Regions from separate parts of the Mus musculus genome. Here all the other regions are linked to region 1. Evidence: chromatin loops called from intact Hi-C (ENCODE). Cell type or tissue: gastrocnemius. All regions are shown on one strand. Each heading gives the region's core, and the rest is flanking DNA. Links, peaks and the distances in the headings are about the cores only. Region 1 has its middle 25 kb from the start of Gm12796. Region 2 overlaps Jak1 (Janus kinase 1). Region 3 overlaps Jak1 (Janus kinase 1). Region 4 overlaps Jak1 (Janus kinase 1).

Region 1 (7,925 bases), core at 1,430-6,429:
CTATTCCAGCCTCTGACCTCCAGAACTGCAGTAATACATACTTACATTATAAGATTTATAATAAACATCATAAGCATATAAGGCACCAAGTGGTTGGTAATATGTTAAATTGTAAGACATATGGTGTCTCCAGTCTCAATTGTACGAATGAGAGGAAAACAGAAAAGGAAGCCAGGCTTACCTGAGTGCCTGATAACAAACTGCCAGGACCACAGCCTTGCCCAAAGGCTACCACAGAAAATAATCCTGCAAGGACATCTGCCCATCAATTGGCTGTTCAACTTGAACCCAAGGGGACTGGAGGTACCCTTGTGGTTGATGTTTATAGCCAAGGCTAACTGAGGTAAAGACGTTGGTGGAAACCTCCTTTGCTTCAAGCAGTGTTCTCTGGCCTCAGTCTCTTTGATCAAGTACACAACTTACTGCAGGCATGTGTTCCATCACAGTACTATCCCAGTTGAATAGTAAACATTGGAGAATCCCCCTGTTTGCTGTTTAGGTTTTGAGAATTTGAAGCAGCAACTGGAATCTAGTACAGAGGCTAAGCCCAGAGGGAAAGAAAGAGATGGAGGAGGAGGAGGAGGAGGAGGAGGAGGAGGAGGAGGAGGAGGAGGAGGAGGAGGAAGAGGAGGAAGGAGAGGAAGAGGAAGAAGAGGAGGAGGAAGAGGAGGAAGAGGAGGAAGGAGAGGAGGAGGAGGAAAAGGGAGGAAGAAGGAAAAAAGAGGAGGAAGAGAGGGGAAAAGAGAATGGGAGGGGAGGGAGGGGAGGAAAAGAAGGAAAAAGGAAAGGAGAGGAGAGGAGACATACTACCATAAACCTAAGAAGGAAATACCCTTGTTGGAGAAGCTGAATCAGTGTCCAAAAAGATCATTTCCCCCTACCATCCTGGAGCAAAAGTGGTTGGGAAAGTAGGTTGATGTCTATAATCCTAGCACCTGAAAAGTAAAAGAAGGATTGCAAAGTGAAGGTCAGGTAGGCTACAAAAAATGAAGAAAGGAAGGAGAGAGAGAGGGGAAGGGGGAGAAGAGAAGAGAAAAAAGTGAAGCGAGAAGGGAAGGGAAGGGAAGGGAAGGGAAGGGAAGGGAAGGGAAGGGAAGGGAAGGGAAGGGAAGGGAAGGGAAGAGAGGAGAGGAGAGGAGAGGAGAGGAGAGGAGAGGAGAGGAGAGGAGAGGAGAGGAGAGGAGAGGAGAGGAGAGGAGAGGAGAGGAGAGGAGAGGAGAGGAGAGGAGAGGAGAGGAGAGGAGAGGAGAGAAGAGAAGAGAAGAGAAGAGAAGAGAAGAGAAGAGAAGAGAAGAGAAGAGAAGAGAAGAGAAGAGAAGAGAAGCTATTAAGGTCAGAATTAGAAAGTAGCCTCTAACCTCCCAAATAGTGAATAGGCCCAGTAATTTTGGAGGAATTATAAGATATGGTATAGACCCTGGGTGTAAGACCAGAACTTCAAAGTTCTCTGATATATTTTAGCACCAAGAACAAACAGCATCCACTCAGTCTGGAGTATTTTAAAAACTTAGAACATTGAACTGGAGAGATGCATACTCATAAGTTTAATTCAGCAATTAAGACTGCGTACTGCATACTACAGAAGACCCCAGTTCTGTTCCCTGCCTCTATGTTGGGTGGTGTACAACCTATAACTCCAGCCCCAGGGGGATCTAATGCCTCTATAACAACAACTTCAGGGGGATCTGATGGCTCTGACCTCTATAGGTGCTTCTCATCCACATACCCACACCCATGCCCATGCCTGTGCCTATGCCTATACCCAGACACATAATTAAAAGCAAACTAAAATAAGGGCAGTGCAAATGGGACATCTGTATCATATTCCCTAGTCCAAGGATCAAGGACCATCATGGAAGAGGGGTGGAAAATTCTAAGACTCAGAGGTCAGGGAGGACTGGAGAGAAACAATTTCTTCTTGACATTGCAGGACCACCCCACCCATGACCTCACAGCAGCTGGAGTTGCCTACACAAGACATGCACAGGGACAAGGCAGTCAGCACTCCAGCAGGGAGGGGGAGGGACTCATGAACCCCTACCCCAGCTGATGTCTTGGCAGTTGATGGCTTCCAAGGGTGTGTGTGTGTGTGTGACAGTTTTCTTTAAGGGTGTGGTCCATGGTAGGCCCACTACACTTCAGTGGATGGTCCCACACAACATAACAATATAGGAAGCACAGACTGGGGACAGTGGGCTGTAGAAATACGAAGAAGTCAGAAAGTTTGGGAAGGGTAGGGAATGAGAATGGACGGATCTAGGAGGAGTTAGGGGGAACAGTATCCGGGCAGTGCATGTAATCAAAATGCATTGTGTGCATTTGTGAAATCATCAAAGGATTGATAACAATTATATTTAAAATGATAGAACAAACCAGGAACTGTGGTGCACAGCTTTAATCCCAGCACCCTTAAGGCAGAGGCAGGGGGATCTCTGAGAGCTCAAGTCCAGCTGGGGTCAACATATCAAGTAGCCAAGAATACACGGTGAGATCTTGTCTCAAAAAGTAATAATAATAAAACAAGAGTGTTGAGGGACCTCTGTTATCCACATTGTCTCCATCATATCCAGAGGCTATGGTAAATGATGACTAAATTAGGGAGAACCAACCCTAGATGGTTAAACTACTAAAAAAAAAATTGGATATTTCAAAATAGCTATGAAAGAGCTATTACTCAAGCTTGGGCCCAGTTGCATAGGCTGTGCATGCAGCCAGTCAGCCAGGAAAGAAGTAGACCTTCTCCTGATGTAGGAGAGAAGGAGGGAGGGAGAGAGGGAGTGTGACGGTTTGAATATGCTTGGTTCAGGGAGTGGCACTATTAGGACGTGTGGCCTTGTTGGAGGAAGTGTGTCATTGTGGGTGGGGGCTTTAACACCCTCATCCTAGCTCACTAGAAGCCAGTCTTCTAGTGGCCTTCAGATGAAGATGTAGAACTCTTGGCTACTCCAGCACCATGCCTGCCTGGATGCTGCCATACTTGCACCTTGATGATAATGGACTGAACCTCTGAACCGGTAAGCCAGCCCCAGTTAAATGTTGTCCTTATAAGAGTTGCCTTGGTCATGGTGTCTGTTCACAGCAGTAAAACCCTAACTAAGACAGGGAGGCAGGGAGGAAGGGAGAAAGGAAACAGAGGCAGGGACAGACTTAACTCAACTGCAAGAACTAAAAGTCAAGAGAAGTACCAGGGAAATGATGTAAGAGAGAATGCAGTGATTAGCCAGTCAAAGAGAGTGTGGTCTTTTGGGTCTCCCATGTTTCCCCCGGTGTGGAAGGCCACTTTATACTCTGACTGAAAAAGTGAAAAATTACATTGAACGATCTCTAGAAATATTTCCAGTTCTGAGATGCAATTATTCTATCAAGTATTTTAGGGAAAGGATTTTGAGTCTCCAAGTTTTTCTGTAAACAAAATTAGTGGAAAGTTTTGAACAATATGGAACTCATAGTCAGGCACACACATGCAGCTGCCTCCTTCCTGATGATCTTGCTTTTGGTGGATAAATAGTTTTTTTCCAGTTTTAATTACATTTTATTTATTTATTTGTTTGTTTGTTTGTTTGTTTGTTTATTGTGTGTGTGTGTGTGTGTGTGCACGCAGTGTGGCACACACGTGGAAGCCAGAGGACAGTTTGCAAGGTCCATTCTGTCCTCTCACCCTGTGGGTCCCCAGGACCAAATTCAAGTTGTCAGGCTTGCCAACGGGAGCTACCTACTGAGATAGCTCACCCCAGCTTCTCGTTCTTTTTATAAGTTTTGTTCATTTATTCTTGTGTGTACAGGTGTTTTGCCTGCATATAGATCTGTGCAACACATGCATGCAGTGCCTCAGTAAGCCAGAAGAGGGTGTCAAAACCCCTGAGCCTGGACTTAACAAAAACTTAGAAGCCATCTCAGGGGTGATGGGGTTCAAACCCACTTCCTTTGGAAGAGCAGCCAGTGCTGTAAGCCCACCCCTTCCTGTCATCTCTCCAGCCCAGCATAGTTTGTTTCTTTTTCATCTATCTATCTATCTATCTATCTATCTATCTATCTATCTATCTATCTATCTATCTATCTGTTTTATTTATTTGTTTGTTTGTTTGTTTACAGACAGGTCTCACTTTGTAGAGACTGGCCTGGAATTTGCCATATAGATGAGGCTGGCCTTGAACTCACAGAGATCCATCTATCTCATAGCCTCTCTTTCAATCTCTCTCTCTTTCTCCCTCTTTTTCTTCCTTTCTTTTACTAATTATTTAAGTTAGCATGCAAAATAATGGGTTTCATCATGAAATTGTTCTAATACAAAATATTTATCAGGTTTGTGTATGCTTGCACACGCACCACAGGACACATGTAGAGAGATCAGAGGACAACTTAGAGGAGTTGACTCCTTCTACCACTCGGGTCCTGGAGATTGAACTCAGCAGGTCTGGCTTGGCCACAAACACCCTTAGCTCCTCAGCTTTCTCGTCGGCCCCACCCAGACATTTTTGTTCTTTTCTCAGTCTTCAAGCATATGTATTGAGTTTTTATGACTATTGTAATTGCCTAAGAACACTTTCTAATGTTTGTGTGTTTTCATGACTACCTAAAATTCCATTGAGTGGACATAGTGCAATTTATTACTCCCTAGGTACTTGGTGACTCAGTTCTCTTCAGTGTTTCGTTATTACAAAGAGCAGTGCCCTAGATTTTTTTTTTGAACCCACTGCAGCTCCATTTTGCTCTTAAAAAGTACTGTTTGCACACACACACACAAAAATTTAGAGCTCATTTGGTAACAAATTCCAAAGCTCAAAGCTCACTGGGGTCACTGGGGAAGGGTGATTGGTAAGTTATGATCAGCAAGCATAGAGGACCTAGAAAGACGCCATCTCAGGTCCCTCCCTGGTCTGACTTTCCCCAGACTGGCAGTCTCCACTCACTCCCAGTTTCTTCTCTCTCACAACTTTGGCCCCTGAGAGGCTCCAGTCTGCTTTGGAGATGGCCACCCAGGTCTACACTAGAGAGATGGGAGGTAACATTGCCTGGCCAGAGCTTTTAAATCTTTGGCATCTAACTTCTGACAAGGGCAGATTCCCTGCCCTTGTGACCTGGATGGGACCTTCTGTTCTATGATGAGGCAGGATTACTTAGTGTCTGCTGTGTTCTACTCCACACAGACACATCAACAAGACAGGGCTCCTCTGAACTTGTGTGAGTCTAACACCCAGATCTACTGAGTAAGCTCCTTGCATGTGTTAGATCTTAGGGATTTTGTTTTCCTTTTATTGTACACACACACACAAATTACTAATTTAATGATTCTATGTGTACAATTCAGTAGCATTCAGAACATACCTACTGTTGTGTAAACGTCACTCCTTCCCATATGCAGAATTTTGTCACCCTTCCAAACTGTAGTCTTTAAATTACCATTTTCATAATTCCTTTAGATATAGCCCCCGAGTCCATTGTTTAGAGAAATATGCAGGTACCTAACTCCCAAAGAAGGGTGGGGGAGGGAGAACATGATCATTGGTCACTCCAAGTATCTACTGAAAATGCCATTAAAAAAAAATTACTTTGCCTGTTTTGTAAATGTGATGTCTGCATGCTGGTGGCCAAAGAGCCAGAAGAGGGCACTGGATCCCTGGAAGCTGGAGTTGTACAGATAATTGTGAGCCACCTGGTGTGGGTGATGACAACTGAACTCAGGTCCTCTGCAAGAGCAGCAAGCACTCTTAACCACTGAGCCATCTCACCAGTCCACACCCCTTCCCCCACCCCCAGTACCAAGATCTTTAGTGGCACAGAACACTGGTGTGCATTATTTTATGTGCCCTTGTCCCACCCACCACAGGCCTTTTGCCTGTTTGGGTGTAGTTGTTTTTCAGTGTTAACCGAGTCGAGCTCTCATGCACACCAGTGTGTGCCTCACCAATGAGCTGCATCCTCATCTCACAGGACTGAAGTGTGGGGAGGGAGTCGGACCTGCTCAACATCTCCCATCTTACTGTCCACTCGAGGTGGGGTCTTCTCATTCCCAGGATGTTTCTCTTTCATGACATCTCAGAAATGTATTGTGCAATCAGACCTCATGATTCAGCGAGCCCACTTCTTACTCTTTCAGGTTGTAGAATAAGAAAGAAGGACCCCAAATTTGAAGTCAGTGGCTGGGCTCTGTAAGCATGAGCCCACAAGAAGTCCGATGGCTGGCTTAATCTACTAACTCCCACCTCGACAGGATTTACGGTAATAGCGTAATGTTGTACAATGTGGTGATTTTTGTAAACACCAGAGTGGAGAATGAGTTACTGACCCCTTCACTTTTACTGTAAAAGTCTTAAAATATTTGCTGGTATTACTAAGGCAATTTTTTAAAATGCTAGAGAGACCATTAAGAGGAAGCACGGGCACTTTTGCTGCTGTTTCGTGCCTTGTTCAGAGAAACATTCTGTGCCTAATCACCTTTGATTGCTTTATTTTTTTTTGTTTTGTTTAAGCAAAAAAAAATACCTTTGCCAAAGACTCCATTTTCAACAAAAATCACAGGAAGAAAGCTCTTGTGAGCTGAAGCTGCCCCCATGCCTTCCTAACAGGGCCAATGGTGTTTGCTATCAAACAATCTTTCCATTAAATTAATGGCTATATATTGGATTAGACACTCACCTTCCATTTGTCAGTCAGGGCCATTTCCTGACACTTACTTGAAAAGCAAACTACACAGGGTAGCTGAAGGAGTTCTTGTGATGGCTTTCACGTCTTTCCTGACCCTTCTTTTTGTATAAGACTCGCAGTCTACCTGTCTTCTTCCGTAGTGAGTAGTGTGTCTTCTCTTTGCCCACCAACCTGATGCTACTCCATAATTTTGCTACTGTTGTGGATCATAATGTAAGTATTTTGTAGACAGAGGTTTGCCAGAGAGGTCAAGACCCACAGGTTGAGAACCTCTAGGCAGGCTGCGCAGGACATGGGGCACAAGTCAGTAAGCAGCATTTCTCTGTGGTGTTTGCCTCAGCTCCTGACTCCCACTCGTGCTTTGAATTCCTGCCTTGACTTTGCTTTATGATGGACTGATATCAGGACATGTAAGCTGAAATCATTTTTTTTCCTTCCTAAGTTGCTTTTGGCCATGATGTTTGTCACAGTAGTAGAAACCTAAGACAGACTGATAATGACAACTTTAAGAGAATATTACAACCCTAGCCTCTTTAGAGCTTTTCCCTCTACTATCCCTAGGGTGATGGTCTTATTTTTATATTTTGCATATAGCTGCTAGAAGGCCAGCCACCAGATTTGTGTTCCAGGTGAGATGGAGCAAAGGATTGAAGATAAAGGTTAGGTCTTCCCGCTGAATTTGAAAGACCCTTTCCAGAAGCCTCATCCTACAACTTTTAACAAAGAAGCAAAAATCATACAGTGGAAAAGGGCAAGAGCGTTTTCAACAAATGGTGCTGATCTAATCAGATGTCTGCATGTAGAAGAATGCAAATAGATCCATATCTGTCTCCCTGCACAAAGTTCAAGTCCAAATGGATCAAAGACCTCAACGTAAAACCAGATACACTAAATCTAATAGAACAGAAAGTGGGGAGTAGTCTTGAACTCATTGGTACAGGAGACAACTTCCTGAACAGAACACCAATGGCTCAGGCACTAAATCAACAAATTAATAAATGGGACCTCAAGAAACTAAAAATCTTCAATGAGACAAAGGACATTGTCAAGAGGACAAAACAGCGGCCTACAGATTGGCTTTACCAACCCTACATCAGACACCTAATATCCAAAATATATAAAGGACTCAAGAAGGTAGACACCAACAACCCAAATAATGCAATTTAAAAATGGGATACAGAGCTAAACAGAGAATTCTCAACAGAAGAATCTCTAATGGCCAAGAAACAGAAATGTTCCAAGTGCTTAGTCATCAGGGAAATGCAAACCAAAATGACTCT
Region 2 (7,925 bases), core at 1,248-6,247, 120 kb after region 1:
AAGTCATCATACCTGGCTGGGCACTCATCAGAGACCCTGATAGGTGATGAAACCTGTTACATACTCCTGGAACAGAACGACAGGGTCGGAATGGCAGCTAGAGCCCCATTAGTTGCAACTTCACTCTCCCCAGTTCTGCTCAAGTGAAATTGGTCAGATCCCAAGGTGAAGACCTGAGAAGGTCTGAGAGGGATTCTGAGCCAACAAAGGCAGATACAATTTCACTCAACATAAGTTTTGTACACACAGCCATATTCAGAGATCTGAAAAGATTGCATGTCTGTTTGTTATCAGAGCATTGAATTCTGGGTAGGAAGGTTAGGTCTGGGTGAGCCGCACTACTGAGTAGTAGATGTCCTGTCCTCTGACTTCTGACTCTGTGTTAGGAGAATGTGTGGTAAAAGTAATTCACTTACTCCTAGGAGCAGCCTCCCGAGCATGCATATCTGGGCTGCAGGATCAGTGGAGGTTGAGTCACCAGCTGTGGAATGCTGTCTTAGACTGTCTGTCAGTGAAGCCCCAACCCTGCCCTTCAGTCAGGACCAAAGCTGTGGGAAAGTTCTGACTCATTCACATTTACACTTGACTCACAGAAAACCTCTAGCGTCTCATTTTATTTTATCCAACCAAATGTTTTGTGTGTGCCTGCATGCGTGCGTGCGTGCGTGCGTGCGTGCGTGCATGTGCACATTGTGAGTGAAATATACAAATGATATTTGAGGTTATTTGCTGAGCTCACTTTTGTTGTCTCTGGATATTTACTCCAGAGCTGGTGCCAGGGTTGGGTGGGGGTTGTGGGGTAGGGGAGCTCTCAGCATGGTAGTGCAACGGATGTGCATCTGTTAGTGAAGTGATGCTTGGAAGGACGCATGCCATTTTCATCAGTCTTCAAGAATCCTGTGCATGTACTTTCCCTGCTACCTTCTGAGTCCCTGCCCTCACACAGCACGTGTATGCATACAGGATTTGCTTGTGCTGAAGGGGGTTGCATGTTCTCAGGAGATGGATCTGTAGGAAAAAGGCCAATTCCTTAGTGGGCACTTGGGCTCCTCTGGAACCTGGGCCAGACTTCTCCCTTAGTTTTGTCTGATCTCTGTATACTTCTGTTCAGCCTCAGTCAGGGTTTTATGCTTTGCCATTCTGTCTTCTTGTTCTCTTCCTAGTTTTCTTGTTTAGAGTATTTCCCATAATCAGCTTGTATTCTCACATTTCTTGTGTCTTCCCATCCCTAAAGGCTCCATTCATGTTCTATCCACTTCCTTTGCAGTGGTCAGAGCATTGCATTCTTTCCATGGGCCAGGTATTTTGCCAGACATATCTGTCTGCCATATATATCTGTTATCTGTCTATCACTTACCTATCTATCATCTGTATTTATCTTCTACAGAATTAAAAAATAAACTAAACACTTAGGATTATCCTTATTGCAAGAGAAAATTCATTTGCAGAAAATTAAAAGCTGCTTGAACCAAGGTGTTAAGGTTCTTCTTGTCCTGACCAAATTCCCCATGTTGGTTCCCCTCAGAATTTTTGGGTTTGACTGTTAGCACCTTCTGTGCTCACTGACAGCATTCTCTTTGGTCTTGGTCAGGTGTGTTGTACATTTGGCAATCAGTCACTGTGCCTCATTAGGAGGTGTGGCTTTGATGACTATTTTACTGTGTTCTGTTCTTCCCACTAAGCTGCATGCAGACTTTACCTGATGACTCTGCGTTTGTGTTATTTAAAGAGGTGCAGGAGTCAGTGAGGTATTTCTCTAGCTATATTAACCCAGTTAGGCATTTATACCCTACCATAATGTTTTCTTCAAACCATCCATCCTCGTCCTCTTTTTATACTTTGATTCCATAGAAAATACAGACCAGACACACTGTGGCTGGGGTTTGTATCATTTTCCTGCCTTGTCCTTCACCCTCAACCAAAAAGCAGAAAAAGTAAATGGAATAGCCAGTCAATTGAAGGGTTATCTGTTAGATAGACCAAGGTTTTTGACCAGAGTGATAGATGTAGGCATGCTGTAGACCTATGTGGAACCTCACCACAAGATCTCAAAGTGTCTCATTAAGTTAATTTTACCTCAGGACAGATGCCTCTGGGTACCTTTTCTAGTTAAGAAATAATTAATGACTTCTAATTATACCACTTGCCACCCAGAACTCACAACTCACCCATAGTTCCTGTTGACAGCCACACACTAGACTGCTCTCCCTTTTCCAGTGGAAAGATGGTTGAAGTATGGTCAAATTTTTGACCAGATGCAAGGTAAATAACATAGAGTTTGAGCTTGTCAAGTTCTGTCAAGACTCACTGGGAAGTGTGACCATATGTGGAAATACACCACAGGTAAGGATAGGGGCAATTGGCAGAACTTCAAATGGGTCTCCAGCCTTGAGATGTAGTTTCTAGCGCTCTGGGGAACCATGGTTGACCCTAGAAGGTAACTATCTAGGAGGGGACACTAGTGAAGACGGAGTTCTCTTGTGTTCAGGCCCTACCCAGAAAGTTATGTTGCAGTGTCTTTAGCTTCCTAGTGTGGGTGAAGAACAATTAGGTGAGCTCCAGAGGAAGTGTGGCTTGCTGTTTTATACTCAGCTGGGCAGATGCACATATTAAATAAAGATGGGAATAGGGAAAAATTTACTCTTTGTAATTTTGTTGAGTATTTTATACTAGTGATTTTCAAACTGTAGATCCTTGTTCCTTAGTGGAATGTGAAATCTATTTTCAGTCTTCAGCATTTTAAAAGAATATTAGATGGAAGAAAATAGGGTAGCATTGAAACTAGTGAATGGCACCCAGTGAGGGTTAGACTCTTTTTCCTTTTTGCATTTTTGGATTGCAGTCTCACTGCAGATATAAAGAGTGAACTTGCAGCTGTGCTGAAGGAAATGGGTATGGAGTAGGGAAGAGAAGGGTGGTCTCAGCTCTACCGGCTGCTGCAGTAGGCTGGAGCCTTGAGGTGCTCTGTATGGCACCAGTGCCATCTGCTCAGAGCTGTGACTGCAGTTAGTTTAAGACCTGTGTGTGTGTGTGTGTGTGTGTGTGTGTGTGTGTGTGTGTGTGTGTGTGTGGTGGATGTGTTTGCTTTGACTGGGTGGAACCCTGGGTTTGATCTCCAGCCTGGAAGAAGAAAGAAGTGTAACCATAAATATTGATCATAATTTCTTGACTGAGAAATGCTGGGGTCCCTGGAGGGAAATTTTTTTCTTCCATTTTCTCTGACTTTCTTATTTAAATCTTATTTTGAGGCAGCAGCCAACTTATGTTAGATCGCAGTAGATGTGCTGGGGACTTTCCCAGCTCCTCATCTGTCTGAATTGCTTGCGGGGTCTCCTAGGTGGTCTTCCACAAGGCTGCAGGGCTGAGGTAGTCTTCCCTTCTGGGTACTGAGTGTTCAGGGAACCATGCAGGAAGCAGAGTGCCCAGCTGGTGGTGTTGATGAGCCATGGTTGTGGTGCCAGCAGTGGGGGCCGTCCCCTCACTCTCATTCTCCCCCTACCTACTAAGAAGTGACAGGTTTGTACCTGAGAATGCCAAGTGGTCAAAGTGTGGTTTCCTTCAGGCAAAGCCAAGGGCTTTGACGGCAAGCAAGGTTCTGTGACCTTGTTTTCATGACATTGTTGAAATAACATTAGTAAAAATTTGTCAACTTGTGGCACAATATACTTTCCCATATTTGCTTTGCCCTCTCCCCTGTGTATGGACTTGCACATTTGTTTGCACATGTACATGTGTGTGTAGTCCAGAGGCCAACTTCAGGCATCATTTTCCCTAGGCTGTGCAGTGAGCACCATGGGTTCCTCTCTGCCCTTCTCCTGTGCTTGCCTGGAAGCTGGGCACTACCGTGCTGTTCCATGGGTGCTGGAAATCTGAACGGAGCTCCTCGCGCTTATGCAGAAGATACTTCCATTGGTAGGGAGCCCTAGAGCCCATCCAGTACTTTTTCACCTTGCAGAACTTGAGTCTTGAGATCCTAGAAGGTTTGCTCAAAACTAGGCAAGACCTGGCCATTTGTCTCTCCGGGACAGGCTGGCGCAGAGTTTTTTGCAGCCTTCCCTGTTTTTCCGTAATATCCACTCCTTCCAGTTTTTTCCTATGTGCTCCTTCCCCATCTTCCTGGTCCAGGCTGATGCCATGCTGGGCGTCCTTTCTTTTCTTCCCGCTCTTTTCCAGAACAGTTGTACACCTATCTCCCCTTCTCAGTTTTGATGTTTCCAGGCTGGGAGCTGCTCCTCTCCCAGGTGACATCCAAGCCCAAGCCTTACACTGTGCCTTCTTGACGACACACTCCCTACTGCCAGTTCTTGGCATCCTACTAAGTGTTCCTCCAGATAGTGAGGCTCCTGTTTGTTTTAATAGCTGGAAGTAAGCCTCAAGGCTTTGGTGAACATGCTGTGTTCCCTGTTTGTCTTTGGATCTCTTGCAGCCTGCATCTTTTCCAGGAGGAATCCAGCAAGGCATTGGACAAGGAGGTGTGCTACTTACTGGCAGTTGATCCCTGGAATGTCGTAAGCCAGGCCTTTTCATGTGTTGAAGGAACTGTGAATCCTCAATATTGTCAAAGATTTGAAAGCCTCTACTAGGGACAGAATGTGTAAATAAATGCTAGGCTTTATTGTTATGGGACAGATGCTTCAAGTACTTTAGATAAGTGTCTAGGAAGTGCTGAGTGAGACCAGGTATCTGTCCATCGTCTCCCTTCCACCCCTCCCCCAGCACCATTTAGAGACATGGCCTCATTATGTAATCCAGGCTTGGCACTTGCCTTGGAGTTCTGGCTGCCTTCAACCTCATGGTTATTCTGCCCCCTCTTCCTAAGTGCTGGGATGACAGGCTGTGCTGCCAAGCCTGGCCCTGCTTCCCCTTTCTGCTTATCCACTTCTGCCACCATAGTTTTGACCTCGAGGAGAACTGTGGAGATGGCTTCTCTAAATCTTATCATGGCCTCTTTAATAACATTATAGATACATTAATGCTAATTAGTTTAAAAGAGGGAAAGTAAAGCAAAATGGAGCTGCCCAGCATCTTGATGCAGTGTGGCTTTTAGGAAGACACTTACTGACTTTAATTAAACAAAGTACTGTTTGCTCTGTCAGAGACCTCCTCTTTGACTAAAGCAGGTTCTTTGGGAACAAGGCAGAGCCGACCCATTGACTTGGCATTGATCATTTGCTCATCCCTAGAAGTTTATTGTAAATGAAGCAGCATTTACTGTTGTGTGGTATTCCTGGAATCGCTGCTATAGTTAGAAGTAAGTGATTCTGTGTGACAGGAATGGCATAGAGAAAAGCTATAATTCTGACTCGTTGACAGGGAAAAATGCAAGTTTTGTATTTATATTATGTCATTCTCTTGGCTAGAATCCAGCAGCTTTACGGTTTCTTGCTGAGCTCTCAGCAGAATGTTACCCATCTCGAAACGAAGTGCTGGGGTCTCGGGAGAGACAGAGAAAGTCTTTCTGTAATGCTGTGGGTAGGAGGCACTGGTCGTGCAACTGGAAGACAGCAGATGGTTTTCCTGGCCTGTGTGTGTGAAGACCTTAAGAAAGTTCCATGTCCAGGCAAGGTAGGCCTGTGTTGAGGAAGCAGAACACTGCTATTCCTCTAGGGTGGCTGCCATGCTGGAGGGGTGGGCTGGAGCATAGTCAGGGTGGGGCAGTTAATGACTTTGCAGCTCCCGTTTGTTTGCTACAGGGCCTTGCTGTACAGAACAGGTTAACCTCAAACTTACTTTGTAGCCTATGCTAGTCTGGAATTTGTGAGCCTCCAAGCCTCCTGGGTGCTAGATTATAGGCCTGTGCCAGCACACCCAGCTTGATGGGTTCTTTTTGACAGTACCTTTAGAAGACTTGCAATGACATCAGTGTCCGAGGTGGATGCTAGATTGAAAACTACTAAACAGCCAGAGAAGACAGGGTGGTGGCGACTGAAGGAAAGGGCAAGGTCCTTGAGTCCGGAGCTGCACATTAGGACTGCTGTCCCTCATACTGATTAGCCCAACATAGCTCAGACTTCCTACAGATTGAAGTTCCAGTGGTTTACTCTGTCATAATTTGTGAAGTCACTTTGTGCATATTGGGGCTCCTCCTTGACCAGAACTGTATCCATAACCATAATCAGATGAACAGAAATTATGGTCAAAATCAAAGGTTTCCTGAGAGTTGAATTCTGTTTTGTGATATTTAGCTCCTGCCGGTCCTGTGAAATAAATCCTATTTTTATCTCTTCACTTGTACTGTGAATATTGAGGATGTTAAGTAACTTGCCAGGGAAGCCAGATTCAAGTCATTCAGGTCACTAGAACTCCAGCCTTTGTACTTAACCTTCAGCAGACTATTCCTCAGTGTGGGACCAGGATTCTGTTTATTCTGCGTTCTTCCCAGCAGGCTCCCAGCCTGGAGTATTCGAAATTATATATATGTATTTTTTCATTTTCTCTGAATTTGTCAACATTGTATTGCTATTTTCTGCTTTAGAAAGGTTTTTGATTCCTTAAAATAACTCACTGTAGGTTAGATCTTATCTTTTTGAAAGTCAGTATTTACAACAGACTGGACTCTAACTCAAAGAGGCATCTGCCTCCCAAGTGCTGGGGTTAAAAGGCATCTACCATGGCACCTGGAAAGATAGTCTCTGCAGTGGAAATCACCTAGGACATGCAGTGTTTTGTTTAGATTTTTATCCTTGATTTAGTTATGACTCAGTCTTTTTGCTAGACAAAGCTGGCATTGGCCTTTGGCTCGGGTACACTTGATGATAGCGTTCTGGAGCATTAGAACTGTCTAGTTCACTTTCTGTTTTGCCTTCCATCTAAAATTCAGTAGTCTCTGTATCCCTTATACAAATATTAAAACTTCAGGAGCTATGTGGATTGTCATATAGAAGGTGCTGGAACTTTGCCTGTTTGGAAGTGGTTTTGAGTTGGCTGTGTTTAGACTCACAAAACTGTTTTGTTTGTTTTACTTGTCCATCAGTCAGAAACTATCAGAGATACTGCCACATACATAAGACGGTGATAAAGAATCGAGAAGTCTGTAGAATGTCTCTGATTTCTGTCCTGCATAAACCAACAAAGTAACTCTCTACCACTGAATGACGGCTATTTTTCTTTTACATCTTTGCTTGTATAATAGGCAGACAAGCTCACTGCTTTTCACCTAGACACTATGGGTTGCTCATCTTTATTGGTTCCATTTTCTAAGCTTGACAATTATTTGAAGTTCTCAGTAAAGTGTGTCTTTTAAATGACATTCTATGATTACTGCTGGCCCGTGTTTTTGGCACAGCAGATGTTCTCTTGTAGTGAGAAACTTGACTTGGTTTTTGAAGCCAATGAATGATTTTACTCCTTTTCTGCTTTCTCTACAAGTGACCAGGTAAATCAGAGTCTGGCTTATTTTTGAAATGTTTCTTGGATGAAGCCATTGTACAAATGTAACACCAAAATGACTTGTCATCATGAATAGGGGCAGCCATCCTTTCTTGAAAGTAGATCCATAGTGCTATGCTTGAGTTGCTTAGTGTAGGTCTGAGCATGCTTTTTAAATGCTGTGTGACTTATTTTTTATTATTAGAATGTCAGTTCTCTAAGAGTTCATTGTATTAATTCAGCATGCAAAATGCCAGAGTAAAATTGTGTACTGTCTAAGAATCCTGTAGCTAACCTTGTTTCTCAGAGTTCAGATTGTCTTACAAATCTGAGCTACAGCACTGGAGGTCAGCTTGAAGATGAGATACACTAGTATTGCTGTTTCAGATGGTGCTTTCTGGATAGTGCTGTTTGCAGCAGATATTGAAGAATGGTAAACACGTTTGCCATGGTTATAGGTTGTCATGGCATCCTGGTTGTAGGAGCAGATTAGTAAGTACTAAAAGTGTCTATGCAGTAGCCCCCATAGAAGGAACCTTGGCCTGGTGGGACCAGTA
Region 3 (5,000 bases), core at 1-5,000, 150 kb after region 1:
TGGATCTGTCCTTGGAAGTCTTAAGACCTTGAAGAGAAGGCAGCACACAAGCTCTTGACACTAGCCTTGGAGCAGGCCCTTTGAGACTATATTGTTCTTTAAGGGATTACCTTTGAGTAAGGAACAGGTAGAAAGGGCTTGGGTTTTCTAGAAGTACTAGTGATTAAATCCAGGGCCTCATGCACATAAGTCAAGTGTTTACCCAAGTGTTTCTGCTGAGCTACACTTCTAGCCCAGGGCTTTGAGTTTACAATGTGTGAATTATATTTTAGTCTCAGCAAAAGGCAAGTTCCTGAATTTGGTGAAAGAGGAAGGTTGTGTTCTTGTTGATCAGATAGGGTTACCTGCCAGCCTCAGAGTAACTGCAGCCTTTGTTTTCATGCTAGCCAGTGTGCCACAAAGGGCGAAAACACACCTGCCTCTTGGCCATGAAACCTCAGAGCTCCTTAGGGCTTTAAAGCCCAATGGTCTTATTTTTTACATGACCTCCCTTCTGGTGTTAAAAGAAGATCTAACTTCCCTAGGGATCATGGTCCCCGGGAGAAGACAGCATCCACGGAATTGAGAAGGCCAGGGGCTAGGATGTGCTTTACTTGAAGGTTGCTGATACAGACCTCTGATGTAGCTACCACCTCTAACAGCAGAGACTGGAAGCCAGTAGCTTTGGAGGGAAGAGTGGGGGAACAGCGTTGAATACTTGGGTGGCTTTTCCCGAGGCTCTTCTGAAACGGAGCACTGAGAGTGCCTTCTGTCTACTTTTCTCACTTGCTTTAGAACTCTGAAGGTCTGAGTTTTCACTCACTGCTCTGTGATTCATGGGAAGCCTAGAATGCACACCAGATCTTGTGCAGGACTGTCCCATTGGGTGATAATATTTGAGCAGCTTCCACTGTAGCAGTACCTACTACTTTCAAAGTAGTGTAGTGACTATCTTATTGTTTATTGTTTTTTTTTTTTCCACATAGGAAGTTGGTTTCAGGGATATTCAGTGAATTGCTCAAGGCTTCACAGCTGATGGCATCAGCAGTAGTATAGTAGTGACAGTGAATAATAACAATGGCTACTGACATCTTAGTGAGTGTTTGGTCTGCCTGTTTGAAGGCCTTCCATGTTGTAGACCATTTAATTATCAGAAGAATTCAGGATGCTTGGCCAAGACTCCAAGTGAACAAAGATTGGAGATTTGAACACCCTGTCTGACCTGAATACACTGATATGTCCTCCCCATTCCATCTTCATATGCTTTGCATAGGAATAGGTACTGTGGTCAGCTATCTCTGGGACACAGGGTATCTCATCTGAGGGGAGGGAGAGAAAGCTGAGGAGCCCAGTGTGGATCGTCCTCGTATTAGTTCTCAGAACCTGCAAATTAGAGAAGAGCTAAAATCAGGAATGTGTAACACAAAGAGTGTCGTTACAGGTTGCTCAATTTCTCTGCACTTGTAACTAGGGTTCCCAGAGCCAGATACTCTGATCTAGGTTTTACACTGCAGTATACATCGCTTTGTGGAATAGAGAAAAGGCAGGGAAAAGCCAGGAAGCCAGACAGAAGCATATGATAGATAAGTAAGCCCTTGGTCAGGCCCAGCACTCAGGCCCACACACCACTGAACATGTGTCAGTACCTATTCCCTGGGGCCTCCTCAGGATGGGCAGGTGTGATGCTGATTTCCACTTAGTTGCTCCTTGTAGAAGATGTCTGCATTCTGATGCACAAGGCTGGAACGCTCTGGTGGAAGACTAAGGTGGTGGTTGATCATGACGACAGTGGCTGCCAGTAGTGAAGCCTTTACTGCATACTAAAGAAAGCTCTTCTGGGCATGGTCTCATCTGTTTCACTTAGCAACCTGAGGAGGGCACAGCTTTCTTGAACGAAACATCCTTATGATGGTGAAATGGCTCCCTCTCTCACAGGTCAAGTGTAGTGCAGGTCCCCACACAGATAACCAAGCCTGAGCCACTCTAGACTCATCCTACTCTCTGATTCCCAGATGGTCGGCCACCAGCCTCTGTCTGCCCTCGTGCCACCAGTCAAATAGCCTCATTGTATTTGACTCCTTTCCCTCCTCAAGATGGCTGTACAGAGCCTTTTTATTTAAATTGTATTTTCCCAGGCTAGCATCAAAAGAGAACCGTGCAAGGAATGGGCTCAGAAAAAAGGAGCACCCAGATGACTGAAGCCAGTTTCTGGTACTTAGATTTGTACCCCAGGAAAGTCAGACTAGAGCTGTGCCTGGATGCTCTGTGAAGCCTTCCTCTCTGGCTTAGCAAGCTCTGTGGTTAGGTTGCTGAGTCTCTTTGAGCCTTTGTTCTGATCTAGAGTACAGATAAGGATGTTGACAATTCCTGTCTCTTGAGCTTAGGCAGAGGAGTTAACAGTTTCTTATAGAACTGTACCCAGCATAGAGAAAACAGAACATATGAATGTAAACAAAAAAAAGACCATATGAATGAAAACAGAACAAAAGAAGATTTGAGGGGCCCTTATTGTACTCATGTAACCAGTGTTGTAACCTATTGCTTAGCAGTTTATTTACACTAGTCTGTGTGTGGGTTCTGTGAACTGTGCCTTGGAATTTCTACAGAGTTTTGGGAACTTTCTTATCAGAATCCAAGAATTAGAACTCCCATGTGAGAACTCATTGTCATCCCGTGCAAGAAAGTGGAACAGGGAGATCATCTGTGAGTTGTCACTTCCCCAGTGGTACTGGTCCAGCTAAAGGAAGTACACGGTGTGTTCAGGGACTATGTCAGGTCTACCTGATTCCCAGAGGATTCTGTACTATGTCTGAATTTGGAAGGCAGCTTACAAAGGATAAATTCCTTAGATCCTATGTAACCCAGGCCTGGCAGACCTGGTCATGCATTGTGTTTGCTGTTTATCTTAGTAAAGTTTGGGAAATGGCCTACTCCTAAGCCACATGTGAGGTTCTAGCTTCATTAGCAAGATTTCTAGGATCCTATTCTAAGTTGCTTTTCCCTTTCATCTGCATATAGCTTGTACTTTCCTTTTTCACAGAGTTCCCTAGCCTCAAGGCATCTGTGTTCCTCATTCAGTTCACCCCTGGTGCTTCCTACATTTAACAAAGTCTTGTTGGGAACTGGGAAATAGAGTGCTTGCCTAGCATGCACGAGCCTGGTAACTTGTCGAGCATTCGTTATGTTCTAGGCTGTAGGCATAGAGCAGAACATGAAACAGACATGGTCCCCGGCTTCTTGAGACTGACTTTTGTCATTTGTTTTATTATTCTTTTGGAGACAGCCTAAGCTATTCTCCAACTCACTGTTTGCTCTCAGGTGCTGAGATTATAGGCATGTGCCATCATACCTGACCATTTCCCAAAGGAGCCTTCCCTCACCTCAGATCCTGCTGTGTGAACCCTGGCTAAATCATAGCTCTCCATGTGCTCTCTGACTCCTGTTGACTCTGTCATTAGCCTGTGAGCTCCTGGAGGGTATGAATTAAGCATTTACCCGATACAGACTTGTTCATGATGTAACTAGCAAACCCTTGTGTTGGGTAAGCCCCATGGCTCAGCACACAATGCTAGCCATGCCAGTGCAGAATGCTGCTTAAAATTCTCTGATCTTTTCACAGAAATCTCCAATCTGCTCGTAGCCACTAAGAAAGCCCAGGAGTGGCAGCCTGTCTACTCCATGAGCCAGCTGAGCTTTGATCGGATCCTTAAGAAAGATATTATACAAGTAAGTCCCCACTAAGGGTCTTTGTCCAACTTTGGTCCTGACACCCCATAGGGGAGCCCCCTAGAGATTTAAGTGTGTGTGTGGGTAAAGTCTGCTTTGGGGATATTCTAGTGGAAAGAGAACAACGAGGTAAGGCCACGCAAGCCCACCTTTCATTTTACCCAGTCTTGCTGTTGGCCTTCCCCTGAGAGACTAATCCTTGATGGACTTGGATGAGGAGGTGTGGACTACCTGGGGTAGAGGAATGGGATCACTAACATGTCAGTAGAGGTTGGTCTCAATGGAGTCTCCACCCCACAGAGTGCTGTGTAATAGTGCTCAGTCCTGCTTTTTCAGAAGGGACTTCTGAAAGGAATAGAGAGAAGAACAAAGACTACAGGGCAGGGCAGAACAAGAGCTGGCTTCAGAAAGGGGACCCTTGGGGAGCTCAGAGCATTGCCCCAGCCTTCCTGGGATAGCCTTTGCTACCCAGAATATTCAGACTAAGCCAGACCCACAGAGGCGCTTACACATCTGCGGGTAGTTGCCACCCTCAGTAGCATGTGTGGTTATGTAAAATCTAGTCTTGGAAGGGCAGAACTCATTTCCTAGGGAAGGACACTAAAGCAGAGGCCCAGAAGATGAGTCACCAAGGCTCTGCTCGGACAGAGAGAACTGTGTTGATGGATGCTGACGTGGACATTGGTCTTTGTGGGTTCTGTTACCTAGCCCTTGGAATTAAGTCTTCTTCTAGAGGAGAGTAATTGTCTTAAAAGCATATGCCTTTTATGGAACGTTCTGGGAATGCAGCTTCCCATAATGCTGATGGATCACCTCATGACAGATGCAGCTCTAATGAATAGTTGCAGGACTTTGCCAGAGTACAGCAGATAGGGAGGATAAATGGCCACTCTGCTGTGACAGATAACAAGTGGTGGTATTTGTGTAAATTAATATACCCGATTAACAGTGGTGTCTCTTTCTGTAGGGAACAGGCTTCCTAGATATCGACCACAATCCATTTTCTATGTTTGCAAGAGCTTCCATAAGAGCTCCTGTCTACAAGCTTTGTGGGGCTAATGTTAGCAGCTCAATATTATTATGTTTTATGAATCACATTTTGATTTTCAAATATTAGAAATTAAAAATGAGAAATATTGAAACTCAGTTCCGGAAGGGTCCTTAGAAACAGATCGTTCTGTGCATGGGCTTATCCGTCTGGTGGTACCGTCACCTTCCTTCACGTGAGGAAAAACCCAGCGCAGCCCTCAGCTTGGGCTGATGCAGACATGATTGATGCTTTTCAAGTGGCTTGT
Region 4 (5,000 bases), core at 1-5,000, 150 kb after region 1:
CCCATGATTCCCTGCATTTCTCTGACTTCAGGCATGCTGGCTTTCTCTTCTTTGGGCCTTTGCCCTATATGAAATTGCTAGAAGCACTGACCTTTTGCCAACAGAAAATGAGAAAGCTAACTAAATCCTGTCACTTTTGTTATCTTATCAGGTTGTTCCTGTTGAAAAGGAAAAAAATAAACTGAAGCGGAAAAAACTGGAATATAATAAACACAAGAAGGATGATGAGAGAAACAAACTCCGGGAAGAGTGGAACAATTTTTCCTATTTCCCTGAAATCACCCACATTGTAATAAAGGAGTCTGTGGTCAGCATTAACAAACAGGACAACAAAAACATGGTAAGCTCGCTCGAGACCTGCCCAGACTGGATGTGCTGGTGAGAGACTATGTGGCACATGATTTCCAGAGTTTGCTGTCCCCAGTTAAAGCTCCTTTGATGGTCCCTTTGAAGCCAGAAGTCTCATTGCCAGCCCCTTTCAGTGTCTGCTCCAGAGTTCCACTGGCACATCCCAGGTGCTTGGCTCTTACAGATGTCCATCCGCTTTAGGGTTTGTTGACCACATAAAGACATTTCAGTGTCAGTATTTAGTTTATAAAATAAGTGAGTGGTGGGCCAGAGAGATGACCCAGCAGTTAAGAGTAATTGCTATTCTTCCAGAAGACCCCAGTTTGCAAGCCAGCATACATGTCCTGTGACTCAAAACCATTTGTAACTCCAGCTCTAGGAAATATGATGCCTTCTTCTGGCCACTGTGGGCACTTGCACATGTATGGCAGGCACATATACATTAAAAAGTGGATAAGAAGGAGAAAGAATTAGATCAGTTCTTTCTTTATTGTACCATGTTGATGTGGTAGTTGGAGGCCTGTCCTGGATAAGAGCCTCTGTTTGTGGCCCTCCCCTGGCCCTGGTACCTTATTTCTTCCCTTCAGTTGCTTCTGCTGATCTAATTCCTCCCAGACTCCACCTCCCTAGATGGTCTCTACCTCTCTGGATTCTCTTAAGAGCATAGATCCACTATACAACCAGACCCACATTCCCAATCCCAGAAATTACCAGCTGCCCATTTGTCAAGGAGCAAATAGTGGGGGAAGAGAAGGGACTCTACAAGGACAAGGTCCCAGAAAGCCCTGTGCATGCATGCACTAGGACCCTAGAGCAAAGCTGGATCCAGCACCTGGCCTCTTTGCACTGTCTGTCTGTCTGTCTGTCTATCTATCTATCTATCTATCTATCTAATTTTTTTTCTGTTCCTTCTGTCTTTCTGATGTTTGGGCCACTCTTGTGTGTCATAGATCTTTTCCTGAAGTTTATTACTATAGGCTCTGTCCATTCCCAGGCAGTTTCATACTGTTAACCATAACTTAACCTCTGATCTTAAAAGGAAAAGATGGAGCCCACAGAGGTGTGCCTGCTGAGCTGGGTAGAAGGAAGTCGCACTGGGCTCATGAGTAGGCCACAGAGCAGCCCCAGTGGTGTCAGGCTCACCCAGGGGCTCGAGGACAGCAGAGAGGGTGTTATCTCGCTTTGTCTTTTCTGGTATCACTTGAGGACACAGCTTAGACAAGCAGGCCAGCTTGGCAGGGAAAGTGGTAACTCTTCCAAGTAAACATGTTTTTGTCGTGGGAAGTCACCCCTGATAACACGTGTTGAGGCCAGGCTAGTGTGACAGCCATGCCTACAAAGTGAAGGCCATCAGCACCAGGGAAATCTTGTTTTGCTTAAAACAATGACAGAAAGATAATGCACAGCGCAAGGGGAGAGCCCAGTGAGGCAGCACAGAGGGCCACTCTCCCCTGTGCAGAGGCTGCCTTTCTGACAACCTCCTAGAAATCAGTTTGACAGCCTATGGCAAAAATCTTGAAAATATTTCTGTGGGTTCCATTTAGGAACCCAGTGAACATGTTTTCCGGAAACTATGAGGTACAGACAGTGGCTTATGAATAAGAGTATTCATGTCAGGTCTCTGAGTTCAAAGCCAGCCTGGACTATAGAGTAAGTTCCAGGATAGCCAGGGCTACATGAAGAAATCCTGTCTTGAAAAACCAAAAAACAAACCAACAAAAGGGGTTTATTTCAACAGCATTTGCAGTCAAAGTACTACAAACAACCTGGGTATAAAATAGAAGGCTACTCTTAACAACTTTCCAGGTGTCAGCTGTTTAATTACCATGTTAACTCGGTGGTGGCAGAGGTCATCCCTATTTTACAGAGGCACAGAGGTTAAGTGACCTGTTAAAGACACAAATTGTTGGTTAAACAATTTGAAATTGCCAGTAGTTGCCCATTTTGACCTATAAAACATCGAGTTGAATATGTTTGAGCCTGGTAGCAGGTGGGGATGCTGTGAACTTGAAGAGGCTGGTTACAGAGCCTGCGGTTCACACTGTGCCTCTCTATAGATCCGCCCTTTGAGCAGGTAGTACTTGGCTACTGGTCTTTCATGAAAGCAGGATGCCAGCGTGTTACCAAGTCTTGCTTTGATCTCTCCATCTCTCACACACTTCTCAGGCTTCTGCTATCAAGAAACCAAGGTGCTTGTATGCCAGGTGGGGTCTGATTCAGCCCGCCACCCCCCTGCTCTAGAGCATTTGAAATTTGCTTTTCAAAGGTATCTGAAGGTCGATGCCAGCCAGTGGAGTGAAGTAATTGTGGTGTGTTTTCTCTCACCAGGAACTCAAGCTCTCTTCTCGAGAGGAAGCCTTGTCCTTTGTGTCCCTGGTGGATGGCTACTTCCGGCTCACTGCAGATGCCCACCATTACCTCTGTACTGATGTGGCTCCCCCACTGATTGTCCACAATATACAGAACGGCTGCCACGGTCCAATCTGGTTGGTTCCAGAATTTTCTCAATTACCTTTGGTGTGAAAAGAGCCCAGGTTTTAGAGGTAGAAAGTCCCCTTAGCTCTGCATGTGGCCAGTTGTTGAGGGTGGGGTGAGTGGCCATACACTTGGAGGCTGTCTTCTTTGTGAAGTATGCTACTTGAGCCCCCACCAGCCCTTCCTGTCATTTCCTGCCATGGCTCTTAGAGCATGCCTCAACTACTCCCTTAATTTGATCTCTGCTTCTCATAGATTAACCCCTTCACTTCTCCAAAGCCAACTCCTACTCTGTCCAATACTGAGCACTTGAAGGGAGACAGGAATGCAGATCTTTAAATCTTAAGAATGGTCCTCATCTGTATTCCACGTGACAGGTTTAGCCCCCTTCTACCCATCATGCTCTGTGCCCTTTGGGCATCAAGACTCACTGCATTTGGGAATACAGAGGAACATAAAGTGTGTTCTCTAATACTCTTTTACTCACCACTGAGGTATTTATTCTGCTTGTCATCAATTAAGCTCGCAGTGAAGGAAGTGAACCCAACTGCCCCAACGGGCCAAGTGTGGGACTCCACTCAATCCTTAGCTACTCTTACTTCCTAGTATTAAGGTACACTTTATGGTAAGATGTGGAGACATGTCTTTGTAGATTTTGTGACAGTAAAGCAGACCTCTGTGTGTTGGGTGCAGTAGGTGAGTTTTTTTCCTAGAAATTGGAAGCTCTGGATGTCTCAAACTCCTTCTCACCACGTGCTTCATACCACGCCAGAGAGGACCTTAGGAGCCAGGCAGGTGACAGGGTGTGGCTGGGTGTCCCTGGCAGCTTGTGTTCTATGGTTTGAGCCTCTGTCCTTGCCTACTTCTCTCTCCAGCACAGAATATGCCATCAATAAGCTGCGGCAGGAAGGGAGTGAAGAGGGGATGTACGTGCTGAGGTGGAGCTGCACCGACTTTGACAACATTCTTATGACTGTCACCTGCTTTGAAAAGTCTGAGGTCAGTGGGGACATAGATGTGGGCCAGGGGATGCAGCTACAAGGTATCTGTTCACTACCACCCAGCCCAGGAACTGTGGGAGAAAGGAACACCAGGGTCTCTCTCTGAGCAAGTCTCTGGTAGTCTGGAAAGAATATCCTACCTGATAGGACACTCAATAGCACGACTCTGTATTCTTCCTATGTCTGGTCCTCCCTCCCTCCCTCCTTCCTTCCCTCCCTGTCGCCCTTCCTCCTTTTCTTCCTCCTCTTCTTTCCTCTCCCCTCCTTCCTTCCCTCTTCTCCTTTTCTTCCTCCTTCCCTTCTCTTCTCTTTTCTCTCCGGAGAAGGACTGTAACCTTAGAAGGTAGAATGTGACCAGAAAACCGCCATTCCATCAGGCACATGTGAACTTTAGCTTAATTATCTAGAGTGACTTACTCTATAGCCAGTGGCAGAATCATCAAACCTAGAACTGTGTTTGCCTGTGGCATTCTCTGGTGTAGGCTAATGTCAAAGAGCCACCTCGTCAACATGGCCTGTTTCCCCCAGCAACAGCTTTGGGCATTTTAACATAAATTGCTTTCCCAAAGTGTCTGCTGCATAAACAGCCAGATGCAGCTCCAAACGATTGCTGATTCATGGTCCCTGCAGTGCCTTTTCTATTCACGCAACATTTTAGAATGCTTAAAAGGTTTTAGAGAATTTTAGAAGATGTCGAGGGTGAGGTTTTGTTTGTTGTGGGGTTGGGCTTTTCTTGGTGTGTTTGTTTGTTTGTTTGTTTGTTTTGAGACAGGATTTCTCTGTGTAGCTCTGGCTGTCCCTGATCTCATAATGTAGACTAAGTTGGCCTTGTGCTCACAGAGATCAGTGGCCTCTGCCTCTTGAGTGCTAAGGTTGAAGGAATGTTCCACCAGGTCCAGTGAGGGTGGTGAGTTTTATGTTAGTCTACATTAAATCTACCAGCAATAGTGAGACTCACCCAGACTGGAAAACTGAGTTGAAAGAACCTGTTGATGGAGGCAAAGCATCAGACACAGGAGACAAGTGTTAAGAGAGCCCCGAGGACTGGGCTCTGTCAAAGTGGAAGGAGGAAGTCACATAAGGAACCCAGTGCTGCCAGATGTACTGGGTAAAGTTCCAGGAGTGTTCCTGAACAGCCAGACCTCAGGGCTGCCTTGGGCTTGGTGGCTTCCTGTT

The links. Hi-C counts contacts between places; a loop is a spot of excess contacts. Peaks named below come from ENCODE experiments on the same cell type or tissue, not always from the same donor. Only the 100,000 strongest peaks of a DNase experiment are listed, where the experiment ranks them.
Region 2: a loop joins it to region 1, with 3 times the contacts of the local background. A loop is called at or near these places in 2 of 42 quality-filtered maps.
Region 3: a loop joins it to region 1, with 2.8 times the contacts of the local background. A loop is called at or near these places in 34 of 42 quality-filtered maps.
Region 4: it touches region 1 in a loop (2.9-fold over the local background); 33 of 42 quality-filtered maps call a loop at or near these places.

The regions. Positions count from the first base shown.
Region 1 is chr4:101,316,720-101,324,644 of GRCm38, reverse strand. No RefSeq gene overlaps it. Among named protein-coding and RNA genes, the nearest start is that of Gm12796, 25 kb to the right of the region's middle. In gastrocnemius, for the core only: CTCF peaks have their summits at 3,833 (motif pointing right) and 5,598 (motif pointing right); no DNase peak of the experiment used is centred there; H3K27ac peaks cover 1,081 bases.
Region 2 is chr4:101,195,416-101,203,340 of GRCm38, reverse strand. The region is part of intron 1 of Jak1 (Janus kinase 1); the gene reads left to right. Among named protein-coding and RNA genes, the nearest start is that of Gm24468, 13 kb to the right of the region's middle. In gastrocnemius, for the core only: a CTCF peak has its summit at 4,819; DNase peaks (open chromatin) are centred at 3,439 and 4,783; H3K27ac peaks cover 2,578 bases.
Region 3 is chr4:101,165,248-101,170,247 of GRCm38, reverse strand. It overlaps Jak1 (Janus kinase 1), which reads left to right. Exons shown (of 25, transcript NM_146145.2): 12 at 3,599-3,705. Among named protein-coding and RNA genes, the nearest start is that of Gm24468, 19 kb to the left of the region's middle. In gastrocnemius, for the core only: a CTCF peak has its summit at 1,895; a DNase peak (open chromatin) is centred at 1,884; H3K27ac peaks cover 383 bases.
Region 4 is chr4:101,172,908-101,177,907 of GRCm38, reverse strand. It overlaps Jak1 (Janus kinase 1), which reads left to right. Exons shown (of 25, transcript NM_146145.2): 8 at 152-340; 9 at 2,677-2,834; 10 at 3,699-3,822. Among named protein-coding and RNA genes, the nearest start is that of Gm24468, 11 kb to the left of the region's middle. In gastrocnemius, for the core only: no CTCF peak of the experiment used is centred there; no DNase peak of the experiment used is centred there; H3K27ac peaks cover 1,309 bases.